2 separate regions of the Mus musculus genome follow, and region 1 is linked to region 2. A link is a loop called in an ENCODE intact Hi-C map of the cell type or tissue named here. Cell type or tissue: left cerebral cortex. All regions are shown on one strand.

Evidence for each region. Peaks named below come from ENCODE experiments on the same cell type or tissue, not always from the same donor. Only the 100,000 strongest peaks of a DNase experiment are listed, where the experiment ranks them.
Region 1: it touches region 2 in a loop (2.5-fold over the local background); 2 of 42 quality-filtered maps call a loop at or near these places.

What each region holds. Positions count from the first base shown.
Region 1 is chr10:90,962,941-90,970,940 of GRCm38, forward strand. Anks1b (ankyrin repeat and sterile alpha motif domain containing 1B) reads left to right here. Exons shown (of 27, transcript NM_001359241.1): 26 at 3,285-3,452; 27 at 6,864-8,000. The coding sequence ends at 6,974. Among named protein-coding and RNA genes, the nearest start is that of Apaf1, 120 kb to the right of the region's middle. In left cerebral cortex, a CTCF peak has its summit at 3,914; DNase peaks (open chromatin) are centred at 1,898, 2,357, 2,887, 3,350 and 5 more places; H3K4me3 peaks cover 412 bases; H3K27ac peaks cover 5,290 bases.
Region 2 is chr10:90,825,237-90,833,236 of GRCm38, forward strand. The region is part of intron 17 of Anks1b (ankyrin repeat and sterile alpha motif domain containing 1B); the gene reads left to right. Among named protein-coding and RNA genes, the nearest start is that of Apaf1, 250 kb to the right of the region's middle. In left cerebral cortex, no CTCF peak of the experiment used is centred here; DNase peaks (open chromatin) are centred at 3,788, 4,364, 5,277 and 5,829; H3K4me3 peaks cover 4,361 bases; H3K27ac peaks cover 4,020 bases.

The DNA of each region.
Region 1 (8,000 bases), 140 kb after region 2:
CCTTGAGGTTCCTCCATGTACTTCATGCTGGATGGCACTGTAAAGCCTACATCTAAGGGCTAGCCTGGGAAATGTGAGGTGACTGGACTGGACCAGCCTCAGTCCTTAGTAGGCAGCACCACCACCTGGCTCTCTCAGCATCATCTCTAAGCATAGTGGTCTCAGAGTGGTCACACAGTACTGACTCCCGAAGCAAGTGCTACAATAGGGCCAGGCAGAGGCTGTGGGACTCCTCCCATCTGTACAACAGTAAAATTGCCCTCACATTACTCATGGTAATTAGTGTATTAATATAATGAATATACTTAATGTGTAATTAAGTCCTGCTACAATATGGTTTTCTATGTTGGCCTTACAGTGTCCAGCTCTGGGGAGAACAATTCTCCTTGCATTGTGCATAGTGGGGGTGACACAACAGCAGAGGCAGGCAGAATGATCCTGCAGCAAATACACTGGATCATGTGTGCTCGGTCAGGGTGACGGTGTGGCTCCACGGTAGGAGCATCTGCCTGCTTAGGGCCCTGGGTTCCATCCCTGGAGGAAAAGAAGAGAGGAAGGAAGGAAGGGAGGGAGGGAGGGAGGGAGGGAGGGAGGGAGGGAGGGAGGGAGGGAGGGAGGGAGGGAGGAGAGAAGAGAAGAGAGGGAGGGAGGAGAGAAGAGAAGAGAGAGAGGAAGGAGGTAGAAAGCAAGAAGGAAGAGAGGGATGGAGGGAAGATTGATGGAATGCCCTCAGGTCCTCTGTGACAGCACCTGTTCCCTGCTGGGTCCTGGTACCCTGAGACAAACAGTGCAGCCCTCACTGCAGGTCTCAGTGCCCAGGAGCCACTCCCTTCCTCCCATCCAGCATTCGTGTTTAAAACATTAAGGCCACAGAAAAGACAGAAAGGTAACAACATCCAGGTCTTCCCAAATCACAAAAGAAAAGAAAAACACTCTAAGGCATTCTGTTTTTAAAATTAAAAAAAAAAAAAAAAAAAAAAAAAAAAAAAAAAGAACAGAACGATGTGCTAGTGTGCACACCTTTAATCCCAGCACTTGGGAAGCAAAGGCAGGCAGATCTCTGTGAGTTTGAGGTCAGCCTGGTCTACAGACCTAGGTCTAGAACATGGGGGGGGGGGGGCAGGATACACAGAGAAACCCTGTCTCAGAGAAGGGGGAGGGGAAAGAAGAGGGAGAGAGGGAGGAAGGGAGAGTGAGACAGAGGCAAAGACAGAGAGAAGAGAAGAGAGAAGCAAGACACCTGTCATCCCAGCTCTGGGAAGGCTGAGGCAGGATGACTGCCACAAGTTCAAAGCCAGTTGGGGGCTGAGTGGTCTGGTCTCCCTTTCTTCCTTGGGGACTTTTCTAATACCAGTCACTCATTTCAAAAGAGGACAAAACATCTAACTTCGTATCATACAGAAACTTTTAGTTTCCCAAAGTAACCCATAGTAACCATTTGAAAGCCTCAGCCACTCAGAGGAGCAGCTCTGACCTCCACGTGAAGACCCTGTAGTCTCACAAAGCTCTCACACGCAGGAAATTTGTCTGAGGCTAGTGCTGAAGGAATCTGCACCCTAAGCTCACTGCTCCTTCGTGCAGAGGCTGCCTGTTAGCTTCACAACAGACACCAGGGAAGTCAGAAGCCCCGTTGGACTTCTACAGACCCCGCCCCCATCCCCGTCCTGACCCCACCTCCCTCCCACCCTCCCCACCCCACCCCGGCCCCCCTCCTGCCCTGAGGCAAAGCTGCCAATGAATGACGTGTGCACAGTGTAGGCAGAGAGTAGTAGGCAGAGGAAAGGGCTCAGCCCTCTTTGTACAGTGATGGTCAGAGCTGCCTCCCAGTGCTCCCCCACTATCATTTGTTGGTGAGTTGTTAATTTACTCGTCTGACTCAGCTGTGGAAATAAACATGGCTTAGTGTTCACTGCAGGGAAGTGCATGGCCTGGCTGTGCAAGGGACGGGATGACAGAATCGAATGTGTGTCTGAGAGGAGCACAGAGATTGACTGTCCCACCAGCTCTCAAGATCATAGACATTGCCCGGCTTGAGTCTGAGACAAGGACACTTGATAGGACTTTGACATAAAGTCCAGTTGGTCCAGACTTGGTGAGACTCTTCCCCATGGAAGAGTCCACCTCATGTAGTCCATCCTCACTGAGTGCTGAGGGCAACAGAGTCCCTAACATTTCTCAAAGCATGCTGGGAAGGAGTGGGGGGTAATAAGAACAGGAAGACATGGTGTACTTTCAGCAGAAGCAGAGTGCTACCTGCATTTTTGAAAGAAACCATAGAGAGAGACGGTAGGGATGGTCACGGTAGGCTGTTCTTAGCCTGTATAGTAGCACTGAGAGCATCCTCGGGCTGAGACTGTGGCTCAATGTAGAGCATTTGCTAAGCACGCATGAAGCCACAGGTTCAACCCCAGGGTCATTCTGGATAGACCAGTAGGCACCCACCTCTATGATGCTTTCTGGCGTAAGGATGTTGTGGCTCCGATCCCACCTTCCAGTGGGCTAATGTCATGTTGTCCCTGTGGGAGAAGAGAAGGGGAAGCTGCGTGTGGGAGAGAAAGCTGAAGTCAAAAAATAAGTATGTGAAGAAAGGCGGGAACAACCCTGGGAGAACTGCTCTGTGCAGAGGACGTACGTCCCAGGAGAGGTTTGGTATGGTATCCTGCCCTGACAAACTCTCGTCTCTTGGTGATTTGATGATAAAATATAGAGCGTGAACCCTTGGGGAGTGCAAAAAAACCTCAAGAAATAGACGGATAATTAGCTCTATTTGAACAATGTTTGCATGCTCGCTGCTGCAACTGTGAGACGCCACACCAGCATGACTAATGCCTCTACCCCCGGCCTAAATTAGATTCTGATTGTGCTTCGTATATATTCACTGAATCACAGATGTTTGAGGTAAAAAAGACCCAAAGTTCTCAAGAACACCTCCCATGGAGCGTGTGGGATCACTGCTACAAACCCCTTCCCCCCATCCAAGTCTCATGAGCAAAGAAGCCACCCACAAGCGAGCTGCACCTGGAGGAGCACCCGGGGCTGGTGGGCTGCATGAGGGCTCTGCTTATAAGGAATTAATGGGGGAGGAGGTCTGGCAGCCTGGCTCCAAGGATGCTACCTCAGTGACTAGCGTCCAGAGTGCTTTGTTCTAACAGACTTCCCCTGAGTCACTGCCGCTGCCGGTGGGGCAGTTCAAGGTCCACGCTGCTCCTCAGCTATCCACTCACTCTGACCCTTTGTGTGCCTCTAGTAAATGTTCTTCTTGTCTTGTCTGTTTGCTCTTGCAGAATTTAGCCTATGAAATCATCCTGACGCTGGGACAGGCATTTGAGGTCGCTTACCAACTAGCCCTACAAGCAAGAAAAGGGGGCCATTCCTCCACACTCCCAGAAAGCTTTGAGAACAAGCCCTCGAAACCCATCCCAAAGCCCCGAGTTAGCATTCGGAAGTCAGTGGTAAGTACAAGACAGAGACATCTTTAAGCCTGCAACCAGAGGGAAGGGGGATTCAAAGAGGACCTGGTGCAGTGAGGGGGAGGCCTTTAGAATCCAGCCTGCCTTCCCCTGTCCTTTCCTGTGGTCTCCTGCTGGCATGTGACCATCATTCCCGCAGGCTCAAAGAATCCTTTCCCCAGAGCCCAAAGGTAACAGAGAAAACCACGTTTTTCTCTGCCACCTCTAGCAATAGCCTTTTGAGAGCTTGGATGGCTAGCTGCTGCTTCTGGTTTTGACCCAGCTCACCAGAAGGCCTAGGAAAGTGTGGAGGCAGCCTTCTCTGAGGCCTCGCCTACCACTCAATCAGGGGGCAAGCCTCTGCCCTCCAGAGAGATGTGCAGAGGCTCAAGGTGACGGTACCCTGGTACCCTCCTGGCCAAAGCTAGATACCACAGCTTGCCTTTCAGGAGACCACGGCATCCTCAGCCTCGAGATGCCTGAGCCACAGCCTGTGTGCCTTCCCTCTGGACAGCTGAAGCTCTCCACAGCCTAGTAACTGTTAGAAGGTGGTACCCCCCTCCTCCCTGTCATCTGCCTCCCTCCAGGAACTTCCTCCCTTCCCTCCCTCCCACAGGCTCCGCAGACATCCTGTCCCAACAGGCTGGTATGACTTCAAAGCGGCCGCCTCTGGTAGTAGCAACACCCCAAAGCTGGAAGGCTCCCAGCCAGCTCCCCATCTGCTCTCTGTTCCAGCATCCATCCCGCATCCTAGACTCTCTGGGATTGGCACCGGGCAGGCCCCCAGAATGCGTTGCCCCCCCTCATCCCGCAATCTTTCCATCTGCTGCCTTCTCCTCCTCCTCCTCCTCCCATCAGCTCTCAGCCTCCGTCCGTGTCATGAGAAAAATAGACATTTTTAACCTCCAAAGAGAGGTTCCTTCCTCGGGATGATGTGGCTTCTGTGGATCACACCTTTGGGGCCCCTCCCCCTCTCCTGTCTCTGCTCTTGGTCACCTCACCACCCACGGGATGATCCCTCAGCATCCGGCCTCTCCGAGTCCCTGAGAGTCCATTGTGTCCTCCTGCATCCCAGAAGGCCTCCGCTGATTGGTCATTACCAGTGGCTGCTGCACCTCTCAAATCCCATGCTACACTCCTATCCCGGACCCTCCTGCCTCAGCACCTACCCAGCCCATGCCCCCTGCTCTCTATTCCCCAGTCCTTGACACACCCCAGAACCCTAGAAATGTCTGTCCAGTTTGTTTCTAAGCATCTCCACTTTCAAGTTTAGCCACTATAAATCCTTGCTTCTCTACCCCCTTCTGTCCCCAGCCCAGCAAATGACACAACACTTCACCATGCTGCTTGTCACCAAAGTCCCCAAGTCACCTTGATTGCTGTTGTACTTGTACCTCCACATCCAGCCCATGAGCAGAGATCAATCTTTGCTCCCCTCGAACACACCTCCAGTCTGCCCACTCCTCTTCTACTTCCTCCATCACCCCCCTAATCCAAGGCCAGTGCACACCTTCCCAGTGACTCCCTTTTTTCATACAGCAAAAACCATGGCACCCTAAAAATACCCAAACCTAATCTCTGATCACACGTGGTGATGCCTAGGCCTTCCACTCCTCGAGTACACTGCTCAGTCCCACTGGAGACTCTATGTCTCCCATGATTGCTCTCTTCCACCTCCCCTGACCCCCGAATTCTGCACGGCCCCATGGTACCATTCAGGTTTTAGCTGCACGAAGCTTTTCCTAACCAGGGTAGTTGCCTGGTCACCTTGTAGGCCCTCTTCATTCCGCGTAGTGTTGACTGAGCTTTCTGTTGTCTCTCTTCCTGCACAAAAATATCTACTCCATGAAATACACTGGCATGCTGTCACCCCAGGGCCATAGCAGCACTCACTACAAACCTGCGGTCAGAGACACGAGGTGGTGAGGGTGGACTTAACGAATGTGTCTCTGAGTGCGATTATTAAGCTTCTGAGTCCAGGAATGCACAGCATGTTTGTGGGGATTGTTGCTTAGACTACTCTATTCCTTCTCGTGTGGGCTGGATGAGTCTGTTCACAGCACGCACGTCCTTCCAGCTGTACTGCGGTCCACGCAGACTCCTTCCAGAGGAGCACTAAGACTTTGATGCCGTAAGGGCTCATAGAATATTCATCTAGACACCCTCTCTGGGAAACAGGAGAGTACCCAGTCTACCTGGCTCTGGATGCAGGCCCTCACCAGGCTTCAGAATTCCCATCTCCTCAGCTCCAGTGGTTTACTCTCAGGACACACACAGTGCTCTTTCTAAAAGTCCTTCTTCCCTCGTCCTATGAAGGCACAAGGGAAACCATGGCAGAAGGCAGCCTGATAGGCACATAGGCTCAGGCCCTGCAGCCTCCAGGAGGTTAAAAAGCTGATAGAGGAAGTCTGAGCAGGCCTTCCAGAAACTCCTTGGCCCCCGTTTACAGAGCCAAGTAGATGATGGCCAAGGGATGAGCAAGCCATTGGGGAAAGAGCTTAACTGAGGCCCATCAGAGCTCAGACTTTAGCTGCTGCCCAGGGAATGACATGCTTGGCTTTATCTGAACCCAGGACAGAGTCCGCCAAGGCGCAGCCTGACAGGCCCTTGCTGGCCTCTTCCCTCCCTCTGTCTGGGGTACATCCCTCTCGGCCACTTTGCCCTCCCTCCGGAATCTGTACCTGCGTTTTGTCCACTCCAGTACCTTTCTTATCCAGGCCGAGCACTCATTGTCTGAACAGCATTTATTGACAAATATTTATTGCATGCCTGCCTTGCATTGAGCCACTAAGAGCTTTCCCAGGTTTGGAGAAAATAGCAATAAAGTTAACAAAACCCCCACCTTTGCGGGGCATCCGTTGTGGAAGAGGGAGTAGACAGGTGGTATGTGTCTGTGTCAGGAAGGGGGGAGCTAAAAGGTTGAGGTGCCATTTTGTAGAGGGTGTGGGGAATACAGCTTCTAGGATAGGAAGTGGTGTTGAAGCCAAGACCTGGACCACACTGGCTAGGAGGCAACCGGGAGAGAGCAGAGGCCTCACTGCACGGATGGGTGCCCGAGGGCCATCCCCAGGGCGGCATGGCTGGAGCTCAGAGAGGCCTCAGGCAAGTGAGCGGGGCGCTGCAATGTCCTCGGAGGACGTAGGGTTCTTTCCGGACCCCGATATTGGGGTGTTGGGAACCACCGCTGCTCCCCTGCCTCTGCGCCCCGGGGGCGGGGCCAGGTCTCACTCGCGTCACCCTTGCAGGCCCCTGCAGAGTCGCTGTGCAGTACAGGTGCGAAAGCGCGGACGCCGCCGGGGCCGCCCCGCAGCGCGGCTGGGCGAGCGGGGCCCGAGGTGGGGTTCCAGCGGCGCCCACGCGGCCGCGCCGCCGCCCAGCTGCCGGATAACGGGCATCAGCCTTTCTGTTTTAAAGCAGATCGACCCTTCTGAGCAAAAGACTCTGGCCAATCTGCCGTGGATTGTGGAGCCGGGGCAAGAAGCCAAGAGGGGCATTAATACCAAGTATGAAACCACGATTTTCTGATACCCGCCGCCCCGTCCTCGCGGTGCCTTGCTCGCCCAGCAGTCCCCGCAGCAGGCTCTCCTTCGCGCCTCCGTGTCCACCCGCCCCGGGAGGAAGACTGCTCCAGCTCGCGTGGCCTCGTCACGGGCGGAAGGGCGACGGCCATCCCTAGGGAGCCTTCTGCCAGCGAGACTTTGACGCCCCTTAGAGGCGCGAGGGGGGCTGCGCGGGGCGCCCCAACTCCGCTACCACCGCCTCCTCTGAGGTACTGCTCAACTGCCCCGTACTTGCTTTGCTTTAGTTGGGGGGAGAATACCTTTTTAAAAGTGAGAGGGTGGGGAGAGGGAGGGTCTCCAGTACTGCCTGAAAGTCTAAACAGCTTGGGTTTAAGTTTTCACGGTCAGGTCAGCCGTTTTGAAGGGAAAGTCAGACCAGTACTACCCCACCCCCAAAGTACCTGTAAAGTCATTGTATCATTGAGTACAATTCCATGCAAAAAGACAAAGCAACCCTCACCAGGAAGTTCTGTCCCCCCCCACACACTCGATTTCTATATTTGTGGATTTTATAGTAATCAACTATGTCAGATAAAGGAAACCTTTATTGAATGATTCAAAAAATTTAAAAAGTGATTTAAAACAGAGGAATTTATTATGCACAGAAAAAAATGTGTCTTGTATTAAATATTTTTATTAAAAAGAATGTTTCATTAATGCATTCATAAGAAAACTAGGTTTGTTGTGCGGGATGTTTCTGGTTTCGTTTCAAATGACTACATTCCTACTGCTACTTGCCCTGAGGTCCTGGCTCTGTCAGGGTGAAGCCCTGATGCCCTTTGCCTCAGGAGCAGAACAGGCTAGTGCTTCGGGTGACTCAAAGTGCTGACTCAGCTGTAGCCTGCATAAGTGGTTTATTTGGGGTTGTTTTGTTTTGTTTTGTTTAGCCTTTGGGGTGTTTTAAAGAACATGTTTAACAAAAAATAAAAAAATAATAAAAGCTAGGGCTCCTGCTGCCAAGATTTCTGTCAAGGAAACCTTGTTTGAGAAC
Region 2 (8,000 bases):
TCTTAACCATTGAGCTACCTAAAAAATAAAAATTAAAAAAAAAATAAACAAAACTCAACTCAGTACTGTGAGAAATGCTTAGTAAAATTTTAAAAAAGGAATTAATTTAGCTAATTTTTCCAGTTTTTCTTTTATTGTAGACACTTTCGTTACTTTTTTTTTTAACCATTTGTGGTGTCTCAATTAGGGTCCAATCAGAAAATAGTCCAGTGGGATACTTATTCTAAGAGACATATTGCAAAGGGTCCACTTATGTGAAGAGGGCTCACCAGGTAAGTCTGAAGTCTAGAACAGGGCAGTCAGAAAGGGTACTAAACTCTTGGGAACAGGTTCCAATAGTTCCATTCCTTCTTTGGGGTATCTCCAGTTCTGCCTTTAGAGTTCTGATTGAGTCAGATAATCTGAGATGGTCTCCTTAAAGTCAATGGACTTTAATTACAATCTATGAAACACCTCTGCAGTGTCTATGCTAGTGTTTAAATAACTGGGAATTTTCAGCCAGCCAAGTTACCACACCAAAAAGACCATTACACATAATTACTTTCCTTTCCTTGTAGCTACTGCTCTGTGAGGTAGCTTCCATTATTGTCACATCCATCTTACAAATTGGAATGGCGAGGCTCAGACAAGTTAGGTAGAGTGTGTCGGATCACAGAGCGTTTAAGTGGAATACCCCTTACTTGAATCCACACATACAATTCCACATTTTGGTGTCAAACTGTGCAGTCTGCTACCACCAAATACATACGGTATTAGACATTGTTCCTCTAAATGTCTACAAAGGCACCTCAGATCAATGTTTTATACGTTTCTTGGAAAAATTATCACAAGCTCTAGAGTCATCTATTTGGTCCTCTGGGTAACTTTTTAACACGAAGAAAGAATTTAGGACGTTAACATCTCTAATGTTAGTCTGTCTGATAGAAACTGACTGCTCTTAAATAATCAGTTTATGTTGAGAAGGTCATGTTGATGAACTATATTGAAGCAACTGCCATGTTTTCCTCTAAGGAGACTCACAGGCTGAGTTTTAGTATCATGAGGGTTTCTTTTTTCTTCCTAAATTGAATCATTTTGCAAGGAACACTATACTACTTAAAAGCCTAGAATATTTTAAAAGTGAGGAACATGAGGCTTTATAGTCTCCAAATTTCAAATGACATAAACAAGAAGTTGAATGACTTTTTAGCAGGGGAAAAAATGACAGAAGGAATTCTGACACTGAGTTTCCTTGGAGTATCATAATACCATAACAAGTGTCTGTGACAAGTGATAAGGTCTGTGGTTTTGTGCTGCCTACAGTAAGGATTTTCCTTAGTCAAGAGACTTGGCCTCTCTGGGCTTTGGGACCTAGGGCTCATATCTTGAAGCTTTTCTGGAATATAAAAATTTCCAAAACTTCAACGAGTAGGATCTATTTGAGTTTAGAGCAAAACATCTTTTCTTCTGTGAATTATTTAATATTTCCCCTCAAGTAGTAAAGGAATATGTTGATATTTATATTTTTTTATTTCATGTGTATGAGTGCTTTGCCTTGTGTGCATATACACATATGCACCAAATGAATGCCTGGTGCCCGAAGAGGCCAGAGGCCAGAGGCCAGAAAAACAGCATCAAATGCCCTGGATCTGGAGTTACACACAGCTGTGAGGCACCGCTCGAGTGCTGGGAACCAAATCTCTGTCCTCTGTGAGAGCAGCGAGCGCTGTCATAACTGCTGAGCCATCTCTAGCCACCCCCTGCTCCATACCTTTATATTTTAGTGTGCATACCTGGAGGTTCCTACCAAATTCCATTAGTATTGTGCTGAAGTTAATTCACAGACATCTAGCATTCAGGATGTGAATTCAGTAGTCCTACTGAATAGACCCGGTAAATGGCCACCATGGACAGCAACTTCCCCGTCTGGCTGCCTTTCAGCTTGGTTTCCACCTGCTGGCACAAAGGCTGACAGGGAATTAAGTTTTCATTCATTCTCTAGAGGTGGCGCAGTCATAAAATGACCTAGAGGTCTCAAATGTTTCCAGAGTGCAGAGCACTCAACTCAGGGGTTGGGGTGGGAGGGGGGGGACACAATAGTTCACATCCCTCCTAAATAGCCTGCAGTTTATTCCTAGCAGATGGTAGCTCTAGATTGCCCTATATCGAGAACCTGAAAATAATATCCACAAGAGAGCAGTACTCTGGCAAATACTATTCCTCAGTCATTTCCGTGACTGCAAAACCAAGAAGACACATTTACCTCAGCACACAGGTATCTGAGCTCCAGAATGGAAAACTGAAGGGAATGACCTACCTTCAAAGCCACTGAGAGTTTGCTAATCTCAAAAGAAGCTACCCAAAACATGCCCCCGCCTCTCCCCTCCTCTCCTCCCAACATTCAGGTGCCGTTCATTAGAGTACAGATAGCATGCAGGCTGATTCTTTCTTTACCTGTGTAAGATGTAGAAGCAGAAGCTTTGGGGCGTTGGTGTAGCTCTGCCATACAGAGTGCATCAGGGCCTGTCCCTATTTACTCCCCAGTGCTGGGGGTTTCGGGAACTTTCTTTCCTGATGCAAACGGGAATATGTCTGAATTTCATATGATTAGATGCCCCTAGTTCACACGCCTGGAATGCCCAGCTTTATGTCCCGGGGCCTGCGTGTTGGTAATAGACGAACCCTGGGAACTATGTGAATCCCACAGAAGTAGGCAGTGACATAGCAGCAGACAAGAAACAGTGTCTGGTGTTGCTGAAAGAACTGGCTACATCACCCTTTTGAGTAATGACAAGACCTAAGTCACAGGGTTGTGAGGATGAAAGGAAGGATACACAGATCTCTGGGGAATTGTAGGTGCTCACTAAACTTACCTCTTACAAGAAGCGCGTTGCATTTTTGTTTCAGTCTTTTGAGTTTTTGCACCTGACCAGGACCTTTGCTTGCCTTGGCTTTGAAGCAATAAATAAAGTGGATCGCCCTGCACACATACTGTTAGGGATTTATCATGTTAGCCATTCCCTTAAATATTCTGTTAGAATTTTTACAGAGATCCTGAGGTGATGTTTATTTTGCCACCAGACCTCAGCTCTTCTCTGAGACTCTGTGGCTCCCACAGGAGCCTATGTGGGCAACTTAAAACACTTGCAGATGCAACGTTGAAGAACCTGAGGACCAAGATGTATGGGTTGGCAGATGTGCTGTCCATGGGACCAGTATAGCATTGTGCAGGCTAAGACAAAATGATTTCTGTTTATTTATGTTAAGGAAACCCATCCTGGGATTTTCAAAATAGCAAAGTCTTGTTTAAGATCAGTTACAGGAACACTTCCTTTAATTGGCATAATTTTGAAAAAAAAGCCTTGGCCAAAGTAAACATTTCTACAGATGTTGGTAGTAGTTACCAACTATTACTGGTGGAAACGGAGGAGGGCAGATGATTTGAGCCTTATCAAATCTTAACTGAGACCCTTTAATCTACTGAGCCAAGGTTAGGTCGGCAAACGCTGCAGGAACCCAAGTCACACAGGATGGCCCAGATCCACACAAGTTGAGTTTTACACTGCGGGTGGCTTCTGTGGTGCAAACACAAAGCAGCTTGCTTAGTGGGAGGAAACACTGGAGTGGCCTCGAGTGAAGCAGGACCCGCCTTCACCCCCTCCAGTCCACTACCACCTCATCCCCAGGGCAGTGACAGCCAGCCGTAGTGACCGTGGCTCTTGCCATCCCTGCTGCCGCCACCGAGCTAGTTGGTGGTCACCTGGGCGCCGGCGGAGCTGCCGCCCCAGCGGTGTCTCCAAGCGCAAGAAGGGGGCGGCGGAGGCGCAAGATATCCATAGTAACCGAGGATGCTAGGGGCGCGGAGCGCGGGCGAGCGGGAGCACCGAGCCCCCGCGCGCGCCAGCCGGCCCAGCTAGGCACCCCGCGGCCCGGCGCCCCGTTCGGCGGGACCGCAACGGTAAGCCTGGGCGGCCCAGGCACGGACACCTCCCACTGCCCACGCCCTCCGCGGCCGCAGAACAATGGAGAGCGCCGCCCGCTGCCAGGAGACGCCGCCAGGGGGGCGGACGGAGTGGCGGGGGGCGAGGATGCGCTGCCGCCCGCGCTGCTGGCGCGCGCCGCGAGGAACCAGAGCACTAGCGAGGGCGCGCGGCGGGGGGGGGGGGGCGGGGGCGCGCGGCGTGGAAGGGGCGGGGGGGTGGTGAGCGCGCCGGTCCCCGGAGCTCGTGGGGATCCGGCGCCTCTCCCACCACCCTCGCCGGCGCGCTCCCTCCTCTCCCTCGCTTGCTCACGTTCACTGGAGGGGGCTCTGCGGGGAGGAGGGGGAAGATGCTTAGAGGCGACGGCTAAGGGGCGGCAAGAGGCGTGAGCCGCGCGTCCGCGTCCTCGGGGCGGGAGCCCGGCAGCCCTCTCGGATCCCGGATCCCGGCCAGCCCACAGCCGCCGCTAGTGGCGCGCGGCTAGGGTGAGTGGCGCGCGCGGCGGCGGCGGGCGGGCAGCGCGGGCGGGCGAGCGAGCGAGCGAACGAGCAAGGTTCGGTTTCTTCCCTCCCCCCCCCCTCCCGCCCCCCGTGCGTGGCCCCCGCTGGCGAAGATGCGCCTCTGAGAAGTGCGGCTGCAGCCGGGGCAGAAGCCGAGGGCGTCCGGCAGGAAAGCCGCGAAGGGCTGCGGAGACGGTTTGCGGGGCGTTTGTGGCAGCCTTGGCTAGCGGTCTCTACTGTGTGGGGGTTTCTTTTCTTTTTTTTCCTTTTTCTTTTCTTTTTCTTTTTGTAACCCGTTTTGGTTATTGGTTATTTGTTTGTTTTTCCCCCATTACCATCCGGAGCTGGGCTTATTCTCCATTTCCTTTTCCTCAACCTTGGGGTTCTGAGGAGTTTGAAAAGGTAAAGTGCCGGGCATCTTTCCGAATGGTTTGACTTTCAGGAGCCTGTCTTTTACAAAGGTCATTTGTCTTCGTTGTTTAGAAACAAAAAACAAACAACAACAAAAACAAAAAAATACCATGAGATTGTCAGGTGTGTTTTGAGTCTCCTGGACTCAGTAGCAGAAAAAGCGGCCAGCCGGGTCGGCAATGAAATGAGCTTGCTGTCTCTCCGTGTGTGTGTGTGTGTTTGTGTGTGTGTGTGTGTGTGTGTGTGTGTGTGTGTGTGTACACGTTGGTCAGTCCGAGAGGGAGGTGGGCATGGACCCTCCAAGCTACGCCTTGGAGATCAGCAACGGAGCAGCAGAGACTGCAGTTTACTGCTTTCAGGAAGGTCGGGTCAGCATTTCCATTAAAACCCAAAATTCTGTGCTTGTAACTTACTCCAGGCTGAAAGTTGCCCAAGCCCGTCAAGGGCTTCTTTTTATAAGAAGGCTGGCACTGCCGCTTATTTATCTGTTCATTTATTTCCCCAAGAAAATCCGCCGTTTATAAACACCGAGTCCCTCAAACAAATGGGAGGCTCGGGAAAGCCTTGCATTTTCAGCGCTTGGCCAGGAAGGCTAGATCACCGCAGTTGGTTTTCCTTCCTGAACACTGAGATGTTAGTTTGAGGGTGAAAATTCCTGCATATGTGCACAGGGCTGAAAGCAAATGAACCTCGGGGCCCTTAACTGTTCTTAAACACTTACCAGTATTCCGATGCTGGCTGTATGGAAAAATTGCTTCTGGGAAGACAGACTGTGGGACATAGTAATGATACCACAGCATGGAGCCCTGGAGTCCAGGATAAAACGCATCTAAATGTTGGCACGAGTTGGCAAAGGACCTATGCTCTTCTCTCTAGGAGTCTTTAATTAAGGTAGGTCCCCTCCCCCGAAGTTCCCAGCCTAATGGAAGAGAGGAGCGATTGGGAAAACCCCAGCGGTTCCTTCCAAAGCTTGTTCTTGTATTCTGCAGATGAGATTGTGCGACGAGATGCCAGTAGTGTCTGGGTTATTTGAGTCCATAGTGTTGACGGTTCTGTGACAAAATGGGCTGCAGTGACTAGTGCTGGCGTTGAGCCACCGCAAAGGGCTTTCTTATGAAGTGTTCGGTTCTGTCTTGTCGGACCTAGTCCTGAGAACTGCTTGGTGCGGGGCAGGGATCCTCTTGGGCTGAGGTGTGGGGGGCCCAGGGGGCAGGAAGGAGTAAGACTTACAAATGAAATTAAATCAGATGTATGCTAACTGGTGGTCTGGGCAATGCTTAAGACAAACACAAGCCCAACTTCACAATGCAGGAGAAACACAATGTGTGTGGGGGGAGGGGGAAGTACAGATCCGTCATATCGCTATTGGAAGATGGGAGCTTTGCCCTGCACCTGCTAATTGCCAAACTTAATTCTCCTGAGTTGGTTTTCTTTGCTTGGTGGACCTCTGTGCTTTTCCTAGAAGCAAATACTTTTTTTTTTCCCTCATTATTTGCAACAATGACAATTAGATTGACTTATTGAAAACATTGCTACATAATGCTGCATTCCCTACTGGAGACCAGAGAGAGTACCGCTATTTACCTCTGTTTGCAGGTGGAAATTGACATTAAGACGGTTTAAAAATACAGATCCAGTAAGGCACAATATTGAGTAATGTTCTTCTCCAAGACCAGGAGTGTACTCATTGGTCAGCAATCTAAAATAATCACTGAACAGTTGGTGATTAACAGTCTCAAAGCTTGCAGGTTTAACCAAATTCATACACAGTCATCAGTGGTAGCCTCCCTTGTCTGTTTGCTGCTTTTAATACATTTGATGAGAAAGATTAGAGAACTGCTTTTGTTAAAATAGTATTTGTTTAAAGTGCTCTGCGTATCCTAATATAGGATAGCATGCAGACATGTGCCAGTGCATACAGGAAAGACATGTATGATGCTGCTGTCTTCCTGAAGATGCTCACAGGTGTTTTCCAGCTCCCCATTCATTAAATACTCAATTCTGAGTCCTATTCATTTGGAATCATGCTTATGCTTTCTCTCTCTCTGAAAGGCAGACACGGTCTCCAAACACTAAGTTGAAATTCTGTGTTTTGGGCACTCATACAATCAATGGGAAGACCAGGTACAGTTCACTGAGGTCCCTGTCTCCGAGCAGATGTTGGTGTCCACACGGGTGTTAGGTAGAGCCATCATTCCAGAAACTGTCTTGAGAGGATTGAACAATTGGCAAAATTAAATAGGAGATCCGCTCGGCGAGAATCATTAATGATCATGAGTAAAACATTTGCTCTTCCATAAGTGTTTTCTGTTCCCACACACTGGCTATTATAACTGTGAAGGAAGAGTGACCTCCACAAGTGCCACTACCAGCAATCAAAGTCTGGGATCTGCTGTAGGTCATCAGCAATTAACAGGCACCAGGCACTTGCACAGAATCCAGGTGTAACACTACCTGGATTGTTTGGGTTTTTTTTTTGTTTTTGTTTTTGTTTATTTATTTTTTTTCTTCCTTCTGTGGACCGTGACAACAACAAAGCATACGTGTTTGTTGTTAGATTTAATTGTAGCATGCATCAGTAAGTACACTTCCGGGCGGAAAAAAAAAATATTGTCACATGCACATTGCTTCGAGTAACAGTGTTTCTCAGCTGCAATGGCTTTACTCTTGTGTTAACTTGGGGTTTCTGTGAAAATGGCCGTTTTCAAAGGACAGCATAGGCAATGGATTTAATAAATTGCTTGAGAAAGAACATTTGCATGGACCTGCTCATCCTCCCGGGTAACTGTCAGTAACATTGCTGCAGAGGTCTATTTTTGTGTGGTTCTAATTTTCATGTAAAAATTAACCTTTGTTATAATTCCCCTGTGAGAGGTAAGCCACACCTGATCATCTGGCTTCTGCTCGTCCCTCGTTGAAGTCATGGTGGTTTTCTTTCTTTCTGTCTTTTTTAGATGTCAAAATATGATTAAGCTGAGTCATGTCTTTTTCTTTTCTTGTTCTTCTTTTTTTTTTTTTTTAAGTGAAAGCCTATTGGCTTGTTTAGATGAGAATCTGAAATTAGTTCTCAAAAAAAATTTTTTTTTATGTCTGTCTGATAAATCTCTCAATTTTTACTGAGCAGAGGGGG